3 separate regions of the Mus musculus genome follow, and all the other regions are linked to region 3. The links are chromatin loops, found by intact Hi-C in ENCODE. Cell type or tissue: left cerebral cortex. All regions are shown on one strand.

Evidence for each region. Hi-C counts contacts between places; a loop is a spot of excess contacts. Peaks named below come from ENCODE experiments on the same cell type or tissue, not always from the same donor. Only the 100,000 strongest peaks of a DNase experiment are listed, where the experiment ranks them.
Region 1: a loop joins it to region 3, with 5 times the contacts of the local background. A loop is called at or near these places in 2 of 42 quality-filtered maps.
Region 2: it touches region 3 in a loop (6-fold over the local background); 21 of 42 quality-filtered maps call a loop at or near these places.

Annotation. Positions count from the first base shown.
Region 1 is chr14:23,714,423-23,722,422 of GRCm38, reverse strand. The region is part of intron 2 of Kcnma1 (potassium large conductance calcium-activated channel, subfamily M, alpha member 1); the gene reads left to right. Among named protein-coding and RNA genes, the nearest start is that of Gm51422, 68 kb to the right of the region's middle. In left cerebral cortex, no CTCF peak of the experiment used is centred here; DNase peaks (open chromatin) are centred at 2,934 and 3,542; H3K27ac peaks cover 852 bases.
Region 2 is chr14:24,004,536-24,012,535 of GRCm38, reverse strand. It overlaps 4930519K11Rik (RIKEN cDNA 4930519K11 gene), which reads right to left and starts at 7,545. Exons shown (of 3, transcript NR_131107.1): 1 at 7,399-7,545; 2 at 7,082-7,241; 3 at 6,699-6,855. Gm46444 (a long non-coding RNA gene) reads left to right here. Exons shown (of 6, transcript XR_001781186.2): 6 at 960-1,482. It also overlaps a transcript of Kcnma1 not described here. In left cerebral cortex, CTCF peaks have their summits at 2,372 (motif pointing left), 4,057 (motif pointing right), 6,782 and 7,412; DNase peaks (open chromatin) are centred at 4,067, 7,455, 7,579, 7,819 and 1 more place; H3K4me3 peaks cover 1,139 bases; H3K27ac peaks cover 995 bases.
Region 3 is chr14:23,787,377-23,795,376 of GRCm38, reverse strand. All of the region lies in intron 2 of Kcnma1 (potassium large conductance calcium-activated channel, subfamily M, alpha member 1), which reads left to right. Among named protein-coding and RNA genes, the nearest start is that of Gm51422, 140 kb to the right of the region's middle. In left cerebral cortex, a CTCF peak has its summit at 3,782 (motif pointing left); DNase peaks (open chromatin) are centred at 3,335, 3,827, 4,006 and 7,260; H3K27ac peaks cover 4,420 bases.

The DNA.
Region 1 (8,000 bases), 73 kb after region 3:
CTCCTGTGCAAGTCTCCTTGGTATAGTTGGGTTCTGTGACTCTTAAGTTAACAGGGCTCCAGGGATATAGACCTTCCTCAGATGTCCTCTGCTGGTCAAGGGGACCAGCCCCTCAGATTATACCAATGGCAGTGGCAACACAGAAAGCCCAAACTGCGAGTTGATGGGGTGCATCAGGCAGGCAAATGACAGCCACATGAGGAGGCAGTGGGCATATGGGTAATGGTCTGGACACTGCATTGGGGGTCTCCTTTTTTTCTTGCCCATTCATTTGATTATTCTCATTTGCATGCTGTTACAGGCTTACTCTGTCCAAAATGAGAAAAGGGGATTGCAACATCATGGTCACACTTTGTGGGGAAGGGGTCATGTAAATGCATTTGCATGGTCTTTGTCGGCAGTATTTTTTTTTTTTTTTTAGCAGTATACGTATTTTATGACAGAGTCTAGGATAGAGCTAGGGATCAGTGACAGACAGAGCCTCCGCTCTCATGGGCTGCAGGAACTAATGTGGTTTTTGGATGTGATATGGTTCCCCTGATGCATACAGCTTCACTTTTCTCACTCAACTATGGACCTTCAGTGTTAAATGGAAATTTCCAGAAATCAACATCTCATGTTTTAAATCACATTTATTACAGTGCATTCCTATAATTGTCCTATTTTATTTTTTGTTATGGCTATTAATTTCTTACTTGTCTCATGCATAAATTACATTTTATCTTAGGCATGCAGTGCAGGAATATACACAGAGAGTTGGTAGGGTTTCTATGTCTCCAGGCATCTGCTAGGGGTTGTAGGATGTGTCCCCTGGGTTTAAAGACATAACTGTGTTTATAATAAGCTAAAAATCTACAGATATTGACCAAATGGCTTTAGTCTACTGGGAGACACAATACACACTCACATGGAATGTAAAACCTGAGTTTCTTAGGGCCACTTCCCTACCTCCAGGAGCTCAGATGGGTATATGAATCCCAAGGACCAAAAGTCACGGATTGTTAGTCCCAGGTGAGAAAGCACCCACATGGCATGGCAGATGGACAGCCAAGGATTTTGGAGGAAAAGGGTAGATTGCAGATGGCTGAACTTTTAATGGCTGTGCAGGTTTGGGCTTGAGTCCCTCCTGTTTCCTTGAATCTCTCATCACTAAGAAGTTGAAAGGTTGGTGTGAGTTGCTGTCTTATGCCTCCCTACCCTGTGTGTGTGTGTGTGTGTGTGTGTGTGTGTGTGTGTATGTATGTTTGTGCATGTGTGAATGTATGTGTGTGTTTGTGTATATCTCTGTATGTGTGTATATGTGTGTGTGTCTATGTGTGAGTGTATGCATTTGTGTATATGTGTGCATGTGTGTATATATGTGTGTGTTTGTGTATATGTGTGTGAGTGTATGTGTTAGTGTATATGTGTGAGTGTGTGTATGTGTGTGTATGTATGTATGTGTATAAATGTGTTTGTGTATGTGTGTATATGTGTGTTTGTGTGTATTTGTGATATGTGTGAGTGTGTGTGTTTGTGTGTTTGCATATCTATGTGTATGTATGTGTTTGTGTATGTGTATATATGTGTATGAGTATATGTGTTTATGTGTATATGTGTGTGTGTTCAGGTACAGATGCATGTATGAGGATGAGTGGGCATGTAGAACCCAAGCATCAATCTGAGCTCTTATTCTTCAATATCTACTTGGATTTTGAGACAAGGTGTCTCACTTGGACCTAGGCCTCCCCAGTTTAGCTAGTCCAGGGATCCTCCTATCTCTGTGCTGGGATGACAAGAACATGCAATCATGCTACTATAAATGCTATTCTCATTGCTTTATGTAAGAACTGGCTTCTAACTTTGAAGTGGTTAGACCCTCACCTGAGGGTTTGAAGAGGCAGTGGCCCAACAACCCTTGTCCCTTCCCGCCTAATGTTCCAACCTACTGAATGCCATTTGTCAGCTTTGGCCTTTTTCCAAGCCATATTCAGGGCTCAGTCGGGAGGCAAGTGGACCCCTAGAATTCCAGGTAGCAAGTTTAGGGGACAGGGCATAGATACTGGGGAATAATGGCATTCAGAATTCCAACTATCCCCAATATGCCTCTAGACCTTCCTTTATGTTCCTGAGGCCGGTAACAGTCACTCTTGTCATCACTGCCAAAACCACCACCAGTGCCACTTGCTTTCCTAGTTACACGAACCTTGACTTACCACCACTTGATCCCACCACCCCACCTGTACTCTATGGCTAATCTCAGGGGAATCCAAATATGGTCCCCATGCAGTCCCCACAGAGGGCTTTTTACAGCTCATGTCCATTATACAGCTGTCTATGTGAGACAAGGGCCATGATGGCATGATGGCCAATGTTTACCACCAGAAGCGACCTTCTTGCTTTGGTGGCTGGAGAACCACCCTGCTTAGTGATCTGTACCACTTCCTGGAGGACTTTTGATGGGACTTGACCCACATCAGAAAGAACCTGCTTTGCCTCACCCTACCCCTGGCTTCCTGCTTGAGTGATCGTTCCTATGATCACTAAAAGTGTTCCTTTGGATCCTACACTCAGCTTGCTACTTTTGGATTAGCTTTGAGGGGCCTCTGGGTTGAAGATGTTACCCTCACTTTATAAGTATAGGAAAGGACATGCCTTGTTAAAATGATATCTTCAGGGCTGCCTTGTCTGAGACTCACAGCTTGCCTCTAAGAACCCTGACCCTTACTATCTTGATTTTGGTCTGTGCACTGTAGACATATTGCTCTGAGTCTCAGAGTTATGAGAACTGACCCAAATTGCCCATGTGTGCCTATCTTGGTATCATAGACATCATCTAGTCAGCCACATATACTGGTTTGGGCAGAAGCTGTGTTTCCTTCTCTGTCAAGTAGCTGCCAACCCTTTTCCTCACTAGTATTTGTTGGCAAGACAGTAAAAGCATCCATGAGTTAAAGACACAGTGAAATGACACTTGAATTCTCCAGGGAATGATTCTGCTATGATGGATAAACATGTTAATTACTCAGAATTTAATCTCCAGCTGCCGCCTTTGTGGCACTTCTCCGCACAGCCCGAGTTGGGGGCCTTGCAGGCTGGAGTCAAAGGAGCTGTCTGACCCTGGGGAATATCCCCTCTCTCTAAATTCTGGGCTGCTGTGTTCATGGGGCACCTGGGCATACAGCTCAAGTCTTTTCCTAGGAGGCAGCAAATGTAGACAGTTAGAGATCCCCAGCTCTGGCACTCTTGTGTCCTGGATTCAAATCCCAGTGCTTCTGCTTAGGCATCTCTGCCCCACATTTCCTAACCATGCAGTGAGTGGTTCTAAAGATGAAATGTGTTTATATGTGTAAGAGACTTCAGGGGAACCTGGTGTCTAAGGGAAGCAATTGTTAATCGTGTTGTGTATTGCTTTGCCCCTCCCGTAGGCTTTGCCGGTTTGTCCTTTTCTTTATTTTACTGCCACCTCCTTTCTTCTCTTGGGTAACTTGCAGCTCATTTTTTTTTTTTCCTGAGTCTGATTTTAGCTCTCTCAGCAGAGAGGCCTGAGGGCGTGAGATACTCATATAGACTTCTAGGATGAGTGGAACCTACCCACCGGTTCATTTCATTAACACATTTCACAAGTGGGATGGCTCAGTGTCTGTGACTTCCCACACGAGCATGAGGGCTGGAGTTCAGATCCCAGAACACTGGTAAAAGGCAAGCAGGCATTGGGTCACTTGTAATCTTAGCACTGGGAAGGAAAAGACAAGCAATTCTCAGGGCAAGTTAGCTGGCTAGACTAGTTCGAATTGGCAAGTTCCAGGTTCAAGATGAGGCCCTGCTTCAATAAATAAAATGGAAATCAATCAAGGGAAATCCCCAATGCCATCTTTTGGCCTTTGCGTGCACATACATGTGTCTACACACACATATGCATTATTTATGCACAAACAGTTTTTTGTCCTTTAAAAGGAGAGTTAGGTATATGCTAGGTCATGTGTCAAGAAGTGTGCCTACAACCTCCATGAAGATATGGTCTGTGACTCTCAGTACCTCCTTATGGGAAGCAGAATTACAAATGAGCCATACTCCACAGCATGAAGTAGTGGATGTTTTGACAGGAAAGAGGATTTTCTCCACTGGAGCCTCCATGACACCTGCATATCTTGAGAAGCACAGGGTCGTGGGATTCATTGTCTAAGACCTGTGACTGAACAAGGCTTTGGTGTCTCATGTGTAACATTGGGCAACCATTTTGGCTTCTCTAAGACGCAATTTCTAACCCTGAAAAGTGGGGATAGCTACTATAGGCTGATCAGGAAAGTTGAAAGTGAGCACAGGTCTGAAACACTCAGAAAACTCATACTGCCAACCAAGAAAATGAGACAGGAATCCCTGTTAACCCAAGTGGGATGGTCTTCACCTTTAACACAGCTTGCATCTCAGAACCTTCGATAATGGAACAAGGTGCCTAGTTTAAGATACCTCATACTGGGGGGTGGGAGGGTGTCTTATTTTGATTTTCATTGCTGTGAAGAGACACCATGACCAAGGCAACTCTTATAAAGGAAAACATTTCATTGGGTCTGGCTTACAGTTCACAGGTTTAGTCTCTTATCATCATTGCAGGAAGCATTGCACCATGAGGGCAGACATGGTGCTGGAGGGGTAACTGAGAGTTCTACCTCTGGATCCACAGGGAGCAAGAAGTGACAGCTACACTGAGCATGAATTGAGCATCTGAGACCTCAAAGCCCACCCCCTAATGACACACTTCCTCCAATGAGGCCATAACTCCCAATAGTGACACTCTCTATGGCCTTTGGGGGTCATTTTTATTTAAAGCACCACAAAGTCTGAAGCAGCACCCTATTTATCCAAGTCTCCTTGGTTGCCACCTTTTCCATCAGGTCCTGCCCCATGTAAGCCAAGCAGCTGGAAGGGATGACTCCAGCCTCCCAAGAAACTAATTAAGGGCTTTCCAGCTTGCAGGTTGCATTCCAAAGGACCATGAAGTCTTGGCTCATGGCACTAGGATGGTTCGTGACTGGTAGGATGGTTAAGAGTGTCAAGAAGATCCAGTCTCCACACCAGAAGTAGATTAATATCACCTTGACTTAAATTTCCTGATGGGGAAATTTCATCAGCATTTGGTAAAAAACAAACAAACAAACAAAAACAAAAAAAATAAAAAAAAAACAAACAACATCTCAGTATCAACAGGTGAAGTAACCCAGCTGCTGCTGCCTGGAAGTTTGTGTGGGGCTGGTAGGGGATACTTGGGGGTGGAGGGGATGCAGTGAGGCTAAAGGAAACAGCAGGAGGAAAGCACTGTGAATCTTAGGTGTAGAATTTGCCCTTCAGACTTTGTTCTGAGGTTTGCCTGCCCAAGAATGGGTTGTGGAAATGAATTTAGAAACTAGTTTCCCCAGCCGCCCCACTCCCAGAACATGGTTCTCTCCCCTCCTTATCCTCCTGTGTATTTATGAACACAGTAAGACTTATCCTCAGTGGACAGCTGATGATTCCCAGCTTTCTAGGGCATCGTGACGAATGTGACCACAAAAGAACAAAGAATAGCATTGGGAGGCAGGTGGAAATGGCCATGGTAACAAGAGGACAATCTTGTTAACCTCCCACCCCTTCCTCCCTGTCCTCCCCCATTCTCTCCTCCCTCTCTTTCCCTTTTTCCTCTTCTCAACCCCTCTCTCTTCTCCCTCCCTTCCCCTTCTCTCTTCCTCCTCCTCCACCCTCTTTCTTTCTCTTCCTCACCTGTTGGTCTTCACCTTCTACCATGTTTAAAAATGTTTCACTTTTTTCACTAAAATATGGCAGGGTAGCTATTCCCCCTACTTTGGGTATCTCCTGTCTCTCCCTGCTATCCTGTTGTAAGAATATGGAATTAAACACACACACACACACATCATTGTTTCTGGGGGGAGGTTTGTGGGTTTTAGGAATCCAAACTTAAGTCCTCACACTTGTAAGGCAAACCCCTTATACATACAGCTATCTCTCTAGCCTACATTAGGATTTTATGAAGCTAGAAAGATTCCACATTGAGTTGCCAAGGAAATGTGTCCCTTAGATGATATGAGTAGTGTAGCATCGGGAGCTACACAAGAAAATCCTAGTGTGGGTTGTTTTCAAGGTAGAGTAAAGTTATTCACCTGGGGTGTAGCAGTGGAAACTCTGAGGTGTGGTACAAATATTTACGGAAGCAGTTCTCATACATGGTGGTATATAATACAGTCAAGAACAGGGTCAGCTCAATCCATTATAAACTGCCAAATGTCCTCATCTTACTAAGGAGGGCATGAATCCAGAGGTCACGTAGAAAGTTAGTAGTGGCGGCACTAAGACTGTAATGCTATCCAGCTGTTCTGTCACAGAGTTTTTCCATCAGACCACATTCCCTCCCTAATGTTTAGCTTTCATCAAGCCCCTTCACCTGTCAGCATTTTACTAAGCAGCTATATTCTTTGACCTGGTAGGAAAGACACTCTTGGCGATTTGGTTTGGCACTTGGCATCATGAGTCTGGAAGAGTTGAAGTAACTTGCTTCAAATTATAAGCTCTGGTAGATTCCAAACTCCAATTGAGACATTGGACAGTCTAAACCAGTGCTTTCCAAAAAGGGGCACCCATAAGAGCAGCATCACCTGGCAGTTTTTAAGGATGCAGACTCCGTCATCTGAGTTTGATTACATCCTCTTGGTGATTATGACATATGCTCGGCTTTGAGTTGGTCTATGACAGGTAAGCTGACGAACCTTCCAGGTGTGCCTCAGCCACTCATTACTATGCTTTCTAAGTCGAATCACTGCTTCTTGCCAGGAGAGAAACTTCAAGGTCACTGGCACTTCTTAGCAGCTCATTTTCTGGTAGTTTCTTTGGACCATGGGATTCTTAAGGAAGCCTGGCACTGATGCCCCGCCACCCAGTGGGGTCTCTGAGTCTGAAGGAAGCCTAATTGGTGTTGTTGAACCTTTGGGGGGCCTGAGGAGATTTTGTGAATCCTGTCTGCTTTCATGCAGATTTGAGCAGTTTGACCCAGTCGAGTGGAAAATTAAAAAACCAGAAAGGAAGGAGATATAACTTGAGACACCAAATGTTCATTGCAATCAGGGCACTTCCTGACTTCTATATACTGCACTTGGGAGACCATGAGGAGAGCTACTGTCATTTCCTACTTGATTCACTAGACTTCTGTCTTGTGCTTTCCAAATGCCAGGCACTTGGCTTTAGCATCTTTAGTGTATAAAGATGAAGTGATATGGTCCCTTCCCACAGGAAACTCACTGTCTAGTGTGATGTCTGATGGCAGTAATTTCTATCAGAGAAAATGTAGTGGCTTTTAATTGATGCAGCCAACCTACAAGGTCTAGCCAATAGAACATCGCATAAAAATAATCCTCTGATTGCCCCACTGGCCAGGGGTAGCTTCGCACACTGTGTAAGGCAGCGACTCTCTGGTGGTGTGTGGAGTAGGATCTGATAAAACACAGTGCAGGGGGGAGGGTCTGATGAAGACTTTCTTGTTTAATGAACCATGTCACTGTGAACAGCTGTGGTGTAACTCAGCCAGACAACTATGCAAACCAGATGATGTCTCCAGTGGATTGAATCAGCTTTGATTTGGTTTGGTTGGTTCTCCAAAGGCAAATTCTTCCAAGTTGGGTGGGGAATAAAAAACAAATCACCATCCCAACTTTGCTTTTAACTTTTAATTATTGGATGGCTTTTACTTTCAAGTCTTCGAAGCAAACAGGGAATGGCTGCTACCCAGTTAGCAGCAAGAGAGGGCCAAGAATAATCATGTATCTGTAATAGCTATTAGTGTACTGTGCATAAGACTCGCAGTGTGTTTTGTTGATGAGCTTCCCTGTGGGTCTATAAGAGACAGACCAAACCAAGACCATTCCTGATTAGTCCTCAGAACAGTAGGGCTCCAGCTCGCCAAGCTGTCACCTTCCGTTACATACCACCAAATGTGAGTGCCCAGCTGAACATCATGAATACAAATGTGTTCCATG
Region 2 (8,000 bases), 220 kb before region 3:
TAATGCTTGTGTTCAAACGGGTCCCCAGAGAGAAAAAGCTGATGACATTCTCTATAGATATTGCCAAAAGTCAAGGCTTTAGCTCCTGGAATAGGCAGAGTTCATATCTCTCCATCTTTGTTTCTCTCTGTCTTTTTGTCTCTCTGTTTCTCTATGTCTCTGTCTGTCTTTGTCTCTCTGTCTCTGTCTCTATCTCTGTCTTTGTCTCTACCTCTCTCTCTGTCTCTATCTTTGTGTCTCTGTCTGTGTCTCTGTTTCTCTGTCTTTCTGTCTCTCTCTCTCATGTGTGGGCTTTCTCGAGAATGTCTAGATAATTGACTGTGTCACCTCTATCTTTAGCTGTCCTTTAGATTTGTAAGATAACCACACCGTATGCCCTGGAAAATGCCACCAATGCTAGACTTAAGGTTGCAAATCTGGGGCAAAGGTGAGACCACCTCTAAGATTCCTGTGCACAGGGAACAATCTTTGCTTTAGGTTGAATACATTCTGAGACGTTCACAGCATTCTGTGGAAACATGGCCAGCTCCTTGCATGAATATATTTGATGAACTTCCCTCTTGAACTCAGAGACCAGTTTATCGCTGTGTTTCCCTTTTATGGCTCATTCTCTTGAATCTCCCAGGGCGCTGCTAAATTGAAATTTTGGTTGGTTTGTTTTAGAAAGATGTGAGCAAAGCTGTGTTTCTTGGTTTCATACAAACAAGCTCACCCCTCATAAAATATCATGGCTCATAATCTTTTTGAGCCATTAGAATTGTACTTCATTTTGGAAAATAGATTGTTTGGTAACTGTGGGGATACTGAAGCCAAAGATGGGATAGACTTCCAAGAAAGGGAGCTGTTAGCTGTTACAGATGTGTGTGTGTGTAGATGTGTGTTTGCAGGTGAATGTGCATGTGTGTATGTGTGCAAGAATATGAACAGAGGCTGACATTTAGTGTCTTCCTGCATTGCAGGCCACCTTATTTTTTAAGATAGGGTATCTCTGTGAACTTGGCATTCAAGAGTTTGCCTAGACAAGCTGGCCAGTGAGTCCCATGGATCTTCTTTCAGCTTCTCCAGCACTGAGATTACAGGCAAGTACATATGGTTTTCTAGGTAGATGCAAGGGATCTGAACTTGCTCATGTCCCATGCTTGCGCTGCAGGCACTTTATCCTCTGAACTACCTTAGACTGTGTCATCACAAAACACGGTGCAGCATGCACAAATCAGAATCAGAAGCCAGGAAGCCCATCCCGGGCCACCACTGACATGTTTGACTTCATGGATTCTTATTCCCATGAGTGTTTCTAAGCAGGAAGTTTGCTCTCAACACCATTCTCATCTGAGGGGCAGGAGTAAGTCCTCTGCCCCATCTATATGCTGTCTCGTGTGCCAAAGTCCTTATTTATTCAGGACAAGGAATTGAGTGCTGGACTCCCCAGCTCTGGAAGCAGAGCTTCTGCACAGATTAAACTAGGAACCCTGAAGGAAATAAAAAGAGTAGCCAGTGCTTTGGTCTGGAAGCCTGAAACACACAGGAAGCACAGAGAGACTCTTCCTTTTTGTTTTCTCTCAGCACCATAGAAGAAAGCAGACTCTCTGGTTCGAGAAGCCTCTCTCAGGAAGGACTCAAGACACTGGTAGTCTGCTTGAGACAATCCTAGCAGAGTCGACAGGGACAGAGAGATGAGCAGAATTGTCTTCTGGCAGTCCAGCAAAATGGAAGTGAAAGGTGCCTTCCAGTCAGGGCGTGATCTCTGAGTTGACTCTATCAACCATGACCCTAAATATTGGTACCATCTTGGACAAAGGAGAGTGTATGTTCCTGCTAGCTTCCATCTGGACTGCAGAAGGGTCTATGGCTGAGGACCTGCAAGAGCATGCCACTTTTCTCCAAAGGCCATGGTTTCTCTCCCCGAGACAGGGTTTCTCTGTGTAGCCCTGGTTACCCTGGAACTCACCAGTTCTTGCCTAGACCAGGCTTGTCTGGAACTCAGAGATCTGGCTATCTCTACCTCCTGAATGCCTCCTGAAAGCTGGGATTAAGGGTGTGCACCACTGTGCCTGGCTAAGGCAATAGTTTTGATGTGTTAGAAAAGGGGGCAATTACTTTGAGACTCTCATGCCCTGACTCAAGTTCTTTGCTAGGCATGGGCTGATCTGAGGTCTGTGATGTAGTAAGGGGCAGGAAAGGACCCTCTGGCCAGCTGGTCTCAGCTAGACATCTACTGAGGCCAGGATGTAAGAATATCAATGGAGGCCTTCTGACATCTCTCAGCTACTGTGAGAGATTTGCACACAGTTTTAGAGCTTACTTTTATATCAATTTTTTAGGATAAGCCACATGTCAGTAGTATGCCATCTGCTGGTCTGCCACTCAGTTGTCCTTCTTGCTGTCTCCCAAGCTCTTTAATGACAGAGAAAATCCTTATAGTTTGATGTTAAAGGAAAGTAGCGTGAATGTTTTATGTTCAGACCCACAGGAAAAGTCTAAAAAAAGTCTAAAAGTGGTTAGATGATCTGTGGGTGGTGGGATTCTAGGGAGATTCAATATCCTCTTATGAAGATTCTGTAGTCTGATTTTTTTTGTAATAAGCCTGAATTAATCATTTAAACAGAAATAAATACAAAGCAAATATTAATTAGTTATGAAAAGAAAACCTAACCTACTCAGATCTGCTTTCTTAGTCTCTTTCCACCCAACGAACATTTGGAAACCCAAAGGCCCTTGGATATAGTTTTGAGAGTTGGGCCACTGTGCTTCTCCTCCTTTGTCATAAATCAGAAATTGTTCCAGAGATAGAGGACTCTTGGCATGTCAAGTAGCTCGATGGAGAACTCAGCCTCCTTTTCTTGAAGCTGTAAGGAGGTGGAGTAGCTACTTTCCCATCTTCTACCACAAATAAATTATAAGGAGGTGAGAAGGCAGCAGTGCACCATGGTAATTGTGTATGTGTGTCTGCATGTGTGTATGGGCACACATATGCTTGTCGATAGTATGTGTGTTTATTTGTATATGTGCTTGTGTGCATGTGTGTATGTGTACACATATGTTTGGTGACCACACTTGCACAGGCCAGAGGGCAACCTCAAGTGTCCTTCCTCAGACACCATCCCACTTTTCTCTGAGAGTTTTCTTTTTCCCTGTCACTCATCTAGTGGTTAGTCTGACTGGTCAGTGACTCCTAGGGATCTGCCTGCTCCAGACTGTCCAGATCTAAGATTTTAAGTGAGCCTCATGCCCAGTTATTTTTTTTAAATGTGCACATTAGTTCTGAGCGCCAATCTCATGTTGCCAACTCTCTCCAGCTTTTCACATCATGATAATTTAAGGAAGTGTGGAGATACTAATGACAGTCATAGCCAAGATGGAGCATTAGATTGTGTTGTGGAAAGAACATGAACTGGGCCATCTACCTTCATACCAACACTTTATATGGTACAGAATTCATAAGTGAAAAGTTGATATCATCTTGGATATGATATTTCTCTTTACTTTTACTTAAAGCATTTAATTTATTCATTTTATGGGCGAGCGTTTTATCTGCATGCCTATATGTGAACCACATGAGTGGTTGATGCCTTAAGAGATTAGCAGAGGGCACCGGATTTCTCAGAACTAGAGTTCCAGATGGTTGTGAGCCATTATGTGGGTGCTGGGAAACAAAGTAGGGTCTTTTAGGAGCCACACATGCCCTGAGCCGCCGGGGCATCTCTCCAGCTTTAACATTTAAACAGACAAAAATTGTATGTATGTATATTGCACAGCATTATTTGAAATATTTATTTTTTGTGGGATGAATAGCTGGTGAACTCAAGCTGATTAGATATTACCTTTTTCTTGTATGCATCTGTGGTCAGAACCCTTGGTGTCCCTTCTCAAGTTTACTAACCATTATTAACTGTAGTCAGCATGTGTCCTCTAACGACTATCACCCAAACCCATCGTTCCCTTTCCCGTGCTTACATTGTTTGTTTGACTGTGAAATGTTCTTCAGGATTTTCAGGTCTCAACTGAATGAGTCAGCCTCCCTTTGAATAGTCACCAAGTAGTGGTCTACCAGAAGACGCCACCAGAGGACGCCACATCACTTAGGGAGGCATTACTGAATCTCCCAACAGATTCGTAATTCCTTTTTGTAATGTGAGTCTCAGGGTTCATTAGGTCCAGGCTGGGGCTGGAGAAAGGTGAAGCTCAGTGACACTGTGACACTGCTGACATCTGCGTAGACAGCCTTTCAGTCTCCCTGGACTTCATTTTTGTTTTTTTAGTTTGTGTGCTTGTGGTCTTCCTCTCATGTACTTCTTTTAAGTCCCATGGGGGAATACCCAGCTTAGAATAGGTAACAGATTTGAAAACCCAGGCTTGCTCTGAAGGTGACCATAGACACATGTGCATTTGCTGAAGAGTCTGGGAAGCTATTAAATGTATTTACAGGCAAATGAATGGCCTCACTATAAGTTTCTACTTTTATTTCTCCTGCTTTTATTTCTTGTACAATCCTTCTAGATACCCAATCTGTAGACACGCCTACAGAAGGTAGAGATGATGCTCTGGGGTTATTTGTAGATACTTCTAGATCTTCCCATTTTCCAGGCTAATGAAAGAGTAAAAAGACAATCAGTAGGCATGGGTGACAGATCCTGTGCAAGCTGGATGGGTTCTGTTCCTCTGGAGCTTGGCCACAGCCTGGTATGTGGCCCTCTGGGATAAAGGCTACAGACAGAAGAGCTCAGAGATTCCTGCAGCTGTGTGGTCCTGCTCCAACTGTCTTTCTGAGGGGCTGTGTGGGTGTACAGAGCAGTAAAGTGGAGGCAGGGGCCCCTAATTGCTGCTCTTCCCACGGATTGCACTCTATGAGCAAAACCCGGGGCCAGAAGATCTGATCTGGTCCCAGTTTGTCCAGTTTATGGAGTGTGTGTGTGTGGTGTGTGTGTGTGTGTGTGTGTGTGTGTGTTGTGGTGTGTGGGTCTAATGCACAGTGCTTGGAGGGCATAGGTTGATGCCAGATGTTTTACTTAGTCAGCTTTCTACCTTAATTGAGGAAGGCTCAATTTGGAGCTTACCCCTCCTGGTTTAATTTTGTTTGTTTGTTTGTTTGTTTGTTTTGTTTTGTTTTTTGGCTTTGCTATTCATCCTGAAACTCCCCTGGTATCTGTATTTCTTTCTACCTCCCAGCATCAGAGCATATCACTATGCCTTGATTTTATGTGGGTGCTAGAGATCTGAACTCAAGCATTTTTCTCACCAAGTTCTCTCTCTTGCCTCTGGTTTCTGTTTTTGTTGTAGCTCTCGGAATGAACAGCACAAGCCTGTGATGTCCAAGGTTCCTTTTGAATGTGAGGTTCCTCTGTGTCTAGGGGGAGAGCCTCTTCTTAAAAGGCTGGTCAGAGATGGGCAAAGGCCTGATGATATCTACTTCTGGTAGTTGGGAATACTCTCATTCTGTGCCTATATCCTGAGTACCCTGAGTTCACACAGGAACAGGCAATAATATTGACCCTGAAGGTCTCTGATGAATTCTGATCAAGTCATGGTTTTGGACAACACTGGAGATGCTGAAAGCTTCAGTCAGCAAAGTTAGGGGTGGTGCGAGAGCAGACAGAGTGGTGGCTGGAGTAGGTGTCTTATGGGACTTCTGGAGCCCTTTAAATGATGATGATGATAATGGTAATGGTGTGGGGACTTCAAATGTGAGAGGACAGAAGGCACAGCAGCCACTAGCATCTTGTTAAGTCATCATGATAATAGTTTTCAGGGGGATCTAGGTTGTAGATATTAGGTAGGAAGAACCTAGAGGGTACCACTGGCTGCAAAGGTTCAAGTTTTGCTCCTATGGGAATACATTCTGAAGGCTCGATGACCCATGGTGGGGCAGGACAGTACCTGTCCTTTGCTGACTTATGCTATGAATGTTATGAGTTTTAAATGTTAATTCTTGGACTTAAGGAAAGTCCCTCAGGCTTGTGTCAAGGCACAGACCCAGCTGGTGAGAAGGCCAATAAAGGAATCTCAGTACCGCAGCCTCTTGCACCTCTCCCCAGCCTTTCAAAGTTCAACTACCCCAGGATGTTGGAAAAGCGCCAGGGCCATTGAATGCATGGGGATTGTGTTGCAGCCCTCTGAGTGCAGAAGGATGGATGATGCTGAAGGGGAGACTGAGGCAATTTCTGCTTCTAGAAAACACCATTTATTGCTCTCTTCTTTAGCACCCCCCTTTCTGTGTGTGTAAATGTGAGTGTGCCCCATAGCATGCACATGGACATGAGAGAATGGTTAACAGGAGTTAGCTTATTCCTTTGACTCTGTGAATTTCAGGGATCAGGCGCAGGGGGTCAGGTTTGGAGACAAGTACCTTTACCAGCAGAGCCATTTTGCTGGCCTTCTGTTGTGTACTATTTTATGGGGGAGGTGATTTTGACCTTAAGTCTTTTCTAATGGATATGTATACTGAGCCCAAGGAATGTACCAACCAATTTGAGACTCACATATTTTCAGTGTCTGCCAGGCTTGGCCTTCTTTGGCCCTCTGTATCCTAGGGCCAGGGTGTGGCTGACCAATGATTTAGGTCGAGACAGCTTGTTCAGGTAAGGAGGCTCCTTTGGGCCAGTTTACCATATGAAGAGTCTTGAAAGGAACCTGAGAATTCCAATTAGACTATAACTAATGAGCTGGAAACTTTGGGGAAATCACTGTGGGCAGTGAGGGGAGAGTGATCATCTTGGTTTTAATTAGCACAGGAAAAAGTTGTGGTCCAGCTGCCAGCCTGGAGAAGTGTCCAGAGGGAGGAAGTTTCTGTGTGCAACGATAGGGGGACTGGGGGTGGGGCGGGGGACAGGGGCTGCTGAACAATCCTGGACTCCTTCCCTTTAAAGGGGAGAAACGGGAGACCAGAAATGTAGAAAGGCAAGCCTGAATGCAGAGTACCCGTCATCCATTTGCCCTTCCCACACGAGTCTAAAGAACTAGGAAGCAGCCCTTTAAGAAACCTCCTTTTCTACCCAGTTTGTTCCACACCAACCACCAGGCTGCTGTCATCTTTGCTTAATAAGGAAACAACAAACAAACAAACAACAACAACCAACAAACCCACCTGCAGCTGTCAGAGGTCACAGACTACCAACAGACTTCCAGATGCCCCAGTTGTTCATCAGCAACTCACAACGTGGCATCTTGGAAACGAAAGAGTGAACTCTCTGTCAGCAGGTGTACTGTACTGGCTAGGGTCTTCCTTAGTCTCCAAGCCTTAGAATCTAGGGGCAATAAGTCCACTGAATCTAGCTGACAACCAGCCACTCCTCTCCCTATTAGGGGCCCCTTTGGGAAAACCGGCCTACCCCAGACACCTGGTGGTTTCCCCTTCTGGTACCCTGCTGAGCCTAGAGGGGCGCAACACCTGCAAAGTCCTACCTCTAGGCTGGTGGCGCTATACTCTACATCCTGGAAGATGGGGGGCCGCATGCCCCACCACTGCCAAATGACCTGCTGCCCCTACACAGCCCCAAGCCGAGGCGAGTTAGCCCGGTAAGCCTCCTCCCCTCCCGCTTCGGGCTGTTTGAGCCCGCGCCCGCTCCAGTTGCTGCAGCTGCCACTGCTGGCGGCTGCGGGGCGCGCGGGGCGCGCGCCGAAGAGGCTCGGGCTGCGAGAACGGGGACGAGGAGGAGCCCGAGGAGGCAAGGAGGAAGAAGCGAGCGGAGGCCGAGGAAGCTCAGGGTCACAGAGACCCGGCCCGAAGGGGTCCCGCAGAGCATCGGCTAGCTGGCCGCGGAGGCAGGGCAGACCGCCGCAACCAACCTGCCGCGGCCCCGCGAGCACAGGAGGCGGCGATCCAGGAGCGGAGCGCAGCCCCGGGGAGGAAGGGTGGCGCGGGCACGCCCGGTCGGGAGGGCGCGGATTCTCCGATCCTAAGGAGCTGTCGCCTCATCACCCGAGAGAGCTGTGCGGGGACGGGCGGGAGACCCCGGGCCCGGGCGCAGCGCACACGCGTGGCGCACGCCAGGCGGGCCGGGCGG
Region 3 (8,000 bases):
GTGTGTATCATAGCCCTTATCAGTGAAACACGGTAGCAAATTTGCACACAGCACACATGTCCATTTTCTTCCCTCTTCCCCACATCCATTCTTTATCCTTTCATATTTTGGGCAATGCTACATAAAACTGTCGCAGCATCAACAGTTACTCTATAGAGCAGAAAGAATAGGAATCTTTGGCAGTTGTATTATGGGTAGTGATGTATTGCTGCTTCTCTTCTGTCCCATTGGAAGCCAACAGGTTTTATTGGCATGAACACCCTTAAGGGAGGGGGGTTGAGTCAAACGACTCACATAGTAATTCACCAATAGGATTTAAATTATGCCTCTTTATTTTATCCTGTGTGAGTATGTTGGTGTTAGTCAGGAAATCATAGATGATATGTTATATTTTTATATGGTTAAGTAACTGTTTTGACTTTGATAGAAGAGGCACCAGAGTTATGACACTTGTTATTTGTGACCCAGTACCATTTATTCAGATGGAAGAGTATGTCACAGGAGCGGTTGCACTGATCAGGCTCCTACCTCAGGTTGCGAGCTGCCTGTTGCTAGAGATGCTCACAACTGTCTTCTGACATAACTACCAACAATTGGCCAAGCTGAATCCTCACTGCTTTAATTAAGTGCCATTGAATGCAAGAGATGCTTTGGGATAAAAATGATCCTCTGGGAACTTGAACAGACTTCATTTCCTAGCTGATCGTGGGGATTGCCCATGCATGCCAGCCTATGGATGCTTACAGAGGCATCTGGAGCAGGAGCGTAAAAAGCTTCTGTACTCACACAAACTTCTAGTCCTTTTTTTTTTTTAATTTAAAAAGATATATTTATTCACATATAATATTCTGGGGGCAGGGCACGTCACACAATAAAGTCAACAAACAACTTGTTAGAGTTAGTTTTCTACTTTCTGTTACCATTTGGGTCCCTGGGATTGAACACGGGTGGTCAGACTTGGTGGCAAGCCCCTTTACCCACGGAACCGTTTCACTGGCCAGGGCAGCTTCAGTCCTTATTTCCCTATGGAATCCTTTTCCCATAGCACAGGAGTGACGCCGCTGAACCTACCCAACCATCTGATGCATGTGGGCCAGAGTGGTTCACTGCTCTGTTGGTATGGCTTAGGAGCAAAAGATCGTTTTTCGTATTTTCAAATTACTTTAGAAAAATCTAAAACAAAATATTTTGTAACACATGGAAAGTATACAAAATTCAAATTTCATTGCCCTCAAAATTTAATTGTCATAAAAGCCATGCAAGTTCATTTATATTGCAGCTGTGGCTACTTTTGTAACACAGTACAGTAAGGATACAAGGAGCATCCATAGAGTCCCAAACTCTCACCAGCCTAAAAACAGTTACTGTCTGGTCCCATGGTAAAAAAGTTTGCCACCCTCCCTTGAAACTGGTGAAATTCTTCCCAAAGAATTTTCTAAGCTGCCCACTGCACAAGGTAATAGATAGGATGTAATATTTTTGCAGTCTCTGAACAATGCACCTATATTGCTTCCGTAAGCTCAATTGAGTCTTAAGTAGAGACTAGGAAGCGATAGAAGCTGGGCTGAGTGGCCCCAGGCTGCTAGCAAGTTCTCTGTTGTTTGTTCTTTTAGCAGGTTCAGCCTAGGGGCTGGACACAGTCTGCTTCTGAGATCATCATAGCAAAGTCACCCCTTGCACTTTCTCTCATGGCTACCCTCCTGCAGTCTGCTACCCAAGGCCCTTCATCCCCGACATCCACAGATCCACAGCACTGTCCTTCCCTCTCACTGAATCCTTGTGTGAGGACCATCCTGATTCAGGTCTGTCTATAAGGCGGGGTCTCAGCCCACCCTGGCTGCTGGCCTGTAAACTGGTACTCAGTGTACCCAGCTCCCCAGTGTGCCCCGTAAAAAAGCCCAGCTGCTAATTTTACTAGCTGGCAGGATGGCTCCTCTGGCCTTCCCAGAGCAGATGGGAAAAGGAAGGACAGACTTAGAAATCAGACAGCTCTGGAGAAAGAAAGATCCTTCTGGCCCAAGAGTTTCATGCTGAACACCACAGTGTCCCCAAACATTGTTCATGGTATGGTAACTCCTATGCCTTTGGATGTCCAAGAGAATGGGGCCTGGATAGGGGTAGTACCTACTTTTGCTTTTATCTCAACCATTTGCCTGACCACCTCTCTGGAACTAGTTCCCATATATTTATTGGTATATTATAATGGAATGTCCCTTCCCGCCCTGTTTAACCTCTGTTGGGCTGCAAGCTAGGAGTTCTGTCCTTCAAGAAGGGTCTGACTGGGACCTCTTTTCAGCAGCTTGAATCACTGGCTAGGTCATCAGAACATACCAGGAGGTGAGATGGAACACTCTGTAACAACAAATATTCTGTATTCCTGGCAAGGAGCTGCTGCGGTATGGTCCTTGGAATACAGAGGGCCTCTGTGTGTGTTGTGGCTGAAGCTGCAGCCAGGCTACCATCCCTGTCTAACCTCTCCTCGGGGCTTTCATTCTGGGCCAATAGCTTCATCTTCTGAAGCCACAATTTCTTCATCTTGCTGGTGGGGAGAATGCCAGACTCTGGGTCTTCCTGTTGTGGTGATAAGTTCTTGAATGCATGCCAGAAAACTGCCTCTTGTGTGGCTAGTGCTCAATAAACATTGGCTCCCATGGTTTGTGTTACCTGTCAGCCCAGGCACAATGTTATAGTGGCTGTCACGGAGAGCCATGAAGGCAGGGAGGGGAGGGGAGAGGGTAAAACAAAATTTTTTTCCACAGAGAGAGAGAGAGAGAGAGAGAGAGAGAGAGAGAGGGAGAGAGAGAGAGAGAGAGAGAGAGAGAGAGAGAGAGAGAGAGAGAGAGAGAGAGAGAGATACAGAGAGACAGAGAGACAGAGAGAGAGAGAGTTCTCTAAACACTGAGCAAGGCTGCTGGGCAGTTCTGGGTATAGCTAGCCATCCCTCATGTGGGTCTAGTGTGGGTCTAGTCAGTCAGTGTTTGTCCTGTGCACACCCTTCATTCAGGTCCATCCAGGGTCTGGTCTTCCTGAGACTGGACTGGCTCGTGCCAGCCTGACTCATCGTTGTCAAGCTGGCCAGGAAATTCTCACTTCATATCTAGCCTCCCTGAGCTGTGCAAGGGCCAGAGGTGGGGTTGTACTCAGCTCCCTGGAGCTGTCCTTGTGGGCATGTGTGTCACAGGAAAACCTTTACCAGGATAACAGATAAGTCTCAAGGAAAGAGGGTCAAATGCATTCAGTATGGTCTCCATGCCCAGTTTTCCCTCGAGACAGAGTGAGCCTGACAGAGTATGTGGCTGATTTCAGTGGGCATGTCAACAGCACCATATGTGAAGTGTGTGTAACAGCCATTTTGGTGGCCACAGACCCATTGAAAAGACATGGAAAGGTGTGGCACTTTGCAGAAGATATGGGTGAACATAGTATGTACATGAATGTGTAAAAGTATGCATGTGAGGCATGTCCTCTGGACAACTATTGGAAATGAGCCCCCATTACAGGCACCAGATACCTCTTGTTTCTTACAGAAACTCTGCACAGGACAACAGATGCAAACTGAAAAAAACGGGATGCTTGGATGCTGTGGGGAGTCCCTCGAGCAGACCTGGGACCTCAGCATTTCTAATTCTAGTCTCACATCCTGCGAGTCCCTGCTGCTGGATCCCAAGGGGTGCATAAATATGTTTATATGACTAACATATAAGCGGCCTTCTGCCTTACTGCCCTCCTGCCTCTTTTCCTTCCTTCCAGACCAGTAAGAGTTGGTGCCCCCTGGAGGCTTAGAATGGAATAGGCGGTTCGGAGCTTTTCAGTCAGGGCATGCAGTGATTCTCCTCCTTGCTTCTCGAGCCCTCAGAGGTTTAGATGTGGCTACTTGTGAGGAAAAAAAAAAAATCTCTTAGTGGGCTGTGACTGCCTTTAGAACCTCCATTCCAGCTGCGAGAAAGTTTAGTAGAGAGACTCAAAAATAGAGACGACGGTGGCGATGAAGTCGCTCACACTAGGGACCACATGCAAGCTGATGCTTCCGAGTTTAGTTTGCGAGGCTATGTTTAGGAGGAGGCAGACGGACTCGTGCCTGTGGGCCCTAAACACTCCAATCTGGAGGACTAGGAGCCCCATTTAGAGAGTCAGGTTCCAGAAAAAGGCATCTTCCAGAAAAGACAATTTTAGGGAAATGATACCACCCAGAAGCTACCATTTGGCCTCAGAATGTTTTTTATTATAAGAATTGTTCTTTCAAGTTTGGGTAGAGAGAGAAAGAAGGCTTGGCAGTTGTTTCTTGCCTGTCTGTCTTGAGGAATCAGAACACTCATAAACTTAATTAAATGCACCCAAGCCTCTTACGCAGCAGGGCTCTGTTTTGCCCATCTAGTTAATTTCAGTTAATGAAATTAGCCATGTGCTGATATGGACAGCCCGGGAAGATGAAGCCAGCAATCTCTGGGTGGTAGCTTGGGTCACAGTGTGTAAAACTGCGGGGACATGGGTTTTCATTTAACCTGGGACTTCCAAGGATCCTTCCATCTATGTGCCTCCGCCCTAGGCAAGCATACCACTGGGCCTTTCTTGTTTAGAAGAGATGGTTAATCCAGACAGTAAATGGACTAGTCACACCGGCTCTTCCACAGGCATAGAAGTCCAGGATCCAGTAGACGAGCTGAGAGGTTCAAGAAACTCTCTTCTTGCCCATTGTGTCAGCCCTCTCTTTTCCTGTTTAATGTCCCCCACCCCACATATTTTGTGACTATGGCTAGAGCAACTTTCCTAAGGAAAGTAGAGGATAGCTCACCAGGAAGGAGAAAAAAAAAAAACCAACCAAACAAACAAACAAAAAAAAAAACAATCGCCATAGTTGTCTGCACTTACAACAATAATGCCATGAAACAGAGGCCAGGTCACAGAAAGAGGGTATTTCAAAGGACAACAGTTGCCTGGTTTCTGGCTGTCCTCAAACCCTGCTAGATCTGTTGGCCTGTGAACTTTGTTTTGTTTGAGATGGTGTCTCCCTCTCAGGGGCCCAGAGTTCATCAAGTAGTCTAGAACTGATGACTAAGGAGCCCAGAGATCTGTCTGTCTCTGCATGGAGTTTGGAAGACCCCAGAGAGCCATCTTGACCATCCTCCGAGCTTCTGGAGAAAGGTCTGGGTGTGATGGATTTATTGAAGAGTCTATGCTGAACTGGTTTTACGGACTGGACACGCAGAGAACGATCTATCTGGGTTTCTGTCCCTGCCTAGAGGACAACCCCTGGCAAAAGGAAAGCTGACGCTTTAAGTAGCTGTTAGGGAAGCTACCATGATTTTATGATCTGGGTAACTTAGTTTCTTAGCCACCTCAGAGTTTTCCAGAAGGTTTAGATTGCCGATCTGCAGAGGCAGATCGCTTGGTCAAGCGCTTGCCTCATAACGACAGTGACCCCAATGTAAGCTCTGGGACCAACATAGAAAAGCCATGTGCCATGGTACATACTTAATAATCCCTGCTCTGGGCGGCTCCATCCTAAACAAAACAAGAAACAAAGTGTGCCTGAGAGATGACACTTGAGCCTGTCCTCTAGCCTCCACAAAAGCATATTTCCCTGCTTGCTCCAGTGTGTGTGTGTGTGTGTGTGTGTGTGTGTGTGTGTGTGCGCGCCCCCCTCCCCCCTCCCTCCCCGGAACTCCAGGCCCAGTTTGAGATCAATCCACACAGGTACAAAACTCTCCTGTTAAAAGAACTAATGGTGAACATAAAGCCACGTCCTAATCCCGCCTCTGCAGTAACCTTCTTGAGTGACCTTGAGCAAGTCAGGACCTCAGAGTCTCCATGGGTAAAATGATAAGTGTCAGGTGTTTTAGAGCAGTCTGTTCCTTCTCAGGCTCCCCAGGCTCTGGGCTCCAGCATCCCCCTACTTACTTACAGCCAGAAAGGCTCATGGGAACTCGCCTTCCTTAGACATGGAAGGCACTTGACCCTGTGCTCAGCGCTGGGAGAGCTGCACGCTCGTCTTTTTCTTGGCTGTTGGTCCCATTGGGAGGATGTAGGTAGATCTGGGAAGTCTCTTCCTGGCCTTCCATGAAGGTTAGTGAATGGTCTCAAGTCTTCTTCTCATGGCTTACAGGCCTGGGGGGGGGGGGGCGTCACTGCTTTTCACTCACCTCCTTTGATCTTTTCCCTGTCTGAATCTCTTCCACATAGCCACAAACATACAAAGAAGGGGATCATCTCTCTAGAAGGGAGTGGCCATGGGGTTGACGGGGGCGGGGGGGGGGGGAGGATGCCACAGGAGAAGGACCTATACCTTCCAAGGAGTTGGTTTCTTTATAGATGTTTCAGCCTTGGAGCCTGCATTAGATATTATTTATTTAATATTTATTTATTTATTTATTTATTTATTTATTTATTTATTTATTGCTATAATAAAATCCCTAGAAAGAAGTGACTTAAAGGTTTCAGAAACCAGAATTTGTCTACTGTAGCAGGAAAAGCCTAGGGAAGTCGGTGGCTCCTCACAGCTGTGGCAGCCAGTGCATGAGGCTGGCTGTTCCCAGCTCAAATGGATGGAGAAACAGAGAGTGTGGGCCAGAAGGGGCTAGGTTATAACCCATAAGGCTAAGCCCCACAAGGATCCACTTCTTCCCACGAGGCTTCAACTCCTGAAGTTCTACAACTTCCCAAAGCAGCATCCTAGATGAGGACCATGTATTCAAAACATGTGCTTGTGGGAATCTGTGCTAGATCCCCTTACTGAGCCATCTTCATGGAGTCAGCCTTCTCTAAGGGATGCTCACTATGACTCTGGGTGAAGTGTGACAGTCCCACTCACCTACAATGATTTGAAGGGATGTCCTTCCACCAGCCTTTGCTTTAGGAGACCCCAGATGACAGATGTCCCTCTCTACCACCTGGGTAGTTTTTGAAGGTCATTTTTTTTTTTCTGTTTCAGAGACAGGAACTTCTCTATCTTTGCATGTATGAATGTTTCATAAGTGGCATGTTTACTTAAAAGAATGACTGCCAGAGGCAGGAAGGAGTGAGGATCCGTTAATGTGGAGTAAGGTAGCAGACTCAGGGGGCTACCAAACAAAAAATGAAACCCTACGCAGGCTACCTCCCAAAGTTATGTGAGGGTACCCAACGCTGTGGGTGATCCATGACATTCAGATTGCAGTCGTTTCCCAAATGAAGCTTCGAGTTAACTTCCTAGATGAGCTGAAGAAAAACAACTGCCACACGCCCTCAGTGGACTATTTCAAGTGTTTCCAATTTAATTAACATGATCCTAAGCAAAGGATGTCCACATTCTTGGGAGGAAGGCTTGTCCTTCCCTGGTCCTCAGTGATGAAGCATTACTCTTTGTCAGTTCACCTTCTCAGGTTTTTCCCCCTGAGAGTTTGAGCACAGGAAGCCAGTTTCCATAGTCCCCTGGCCTGAAGGGAGCTGCACACTGAGGCTCATGGCTATACTATTGAATAGACCTTGTAGACAAAACTCAGCAAGACACTCAAAAATTTATAAAAGCTTCTTTTTCTTTCGCCCTGGACTAAGATGGAGAGATGAAGGTGGAACTGGAGTGGGGGGTGGGGGGTAAGAATTTATTTCTCTTTCATCTAGGTTTGTGTCTGCTACAGCCTCTGGTCCTAATAATTTCTGCTGTGGAATTTAATTTTCCCAGACTTGGATTCCTCCTCCTTTTGCCAAAGGTAGTATAGTCTGGAAATGTGAAGTGACAGGAGAAACAGCCCCCACTTCCTGCAAGATAATTTTGTGTACATTAAACAGACACATTAAGCCATTTAGAGGAGAGGTGTTTGTTCTCCGGAGTCTGGAGGAAATCTGAATTTCTAATTCTGGACTCTTTAATAATTTTCAAAAGAACTGAGGGTACTAATTAACTGTCTTTGAACTTCCTTAGGCTGTCATCTATGCCCTGATCTCAAAGTAGGGACTGAATTCTCTACCTCTATGAGATTCTTAGACTGGACACCAGCCTTGGGGGTGGAATTGAACAGACTTTG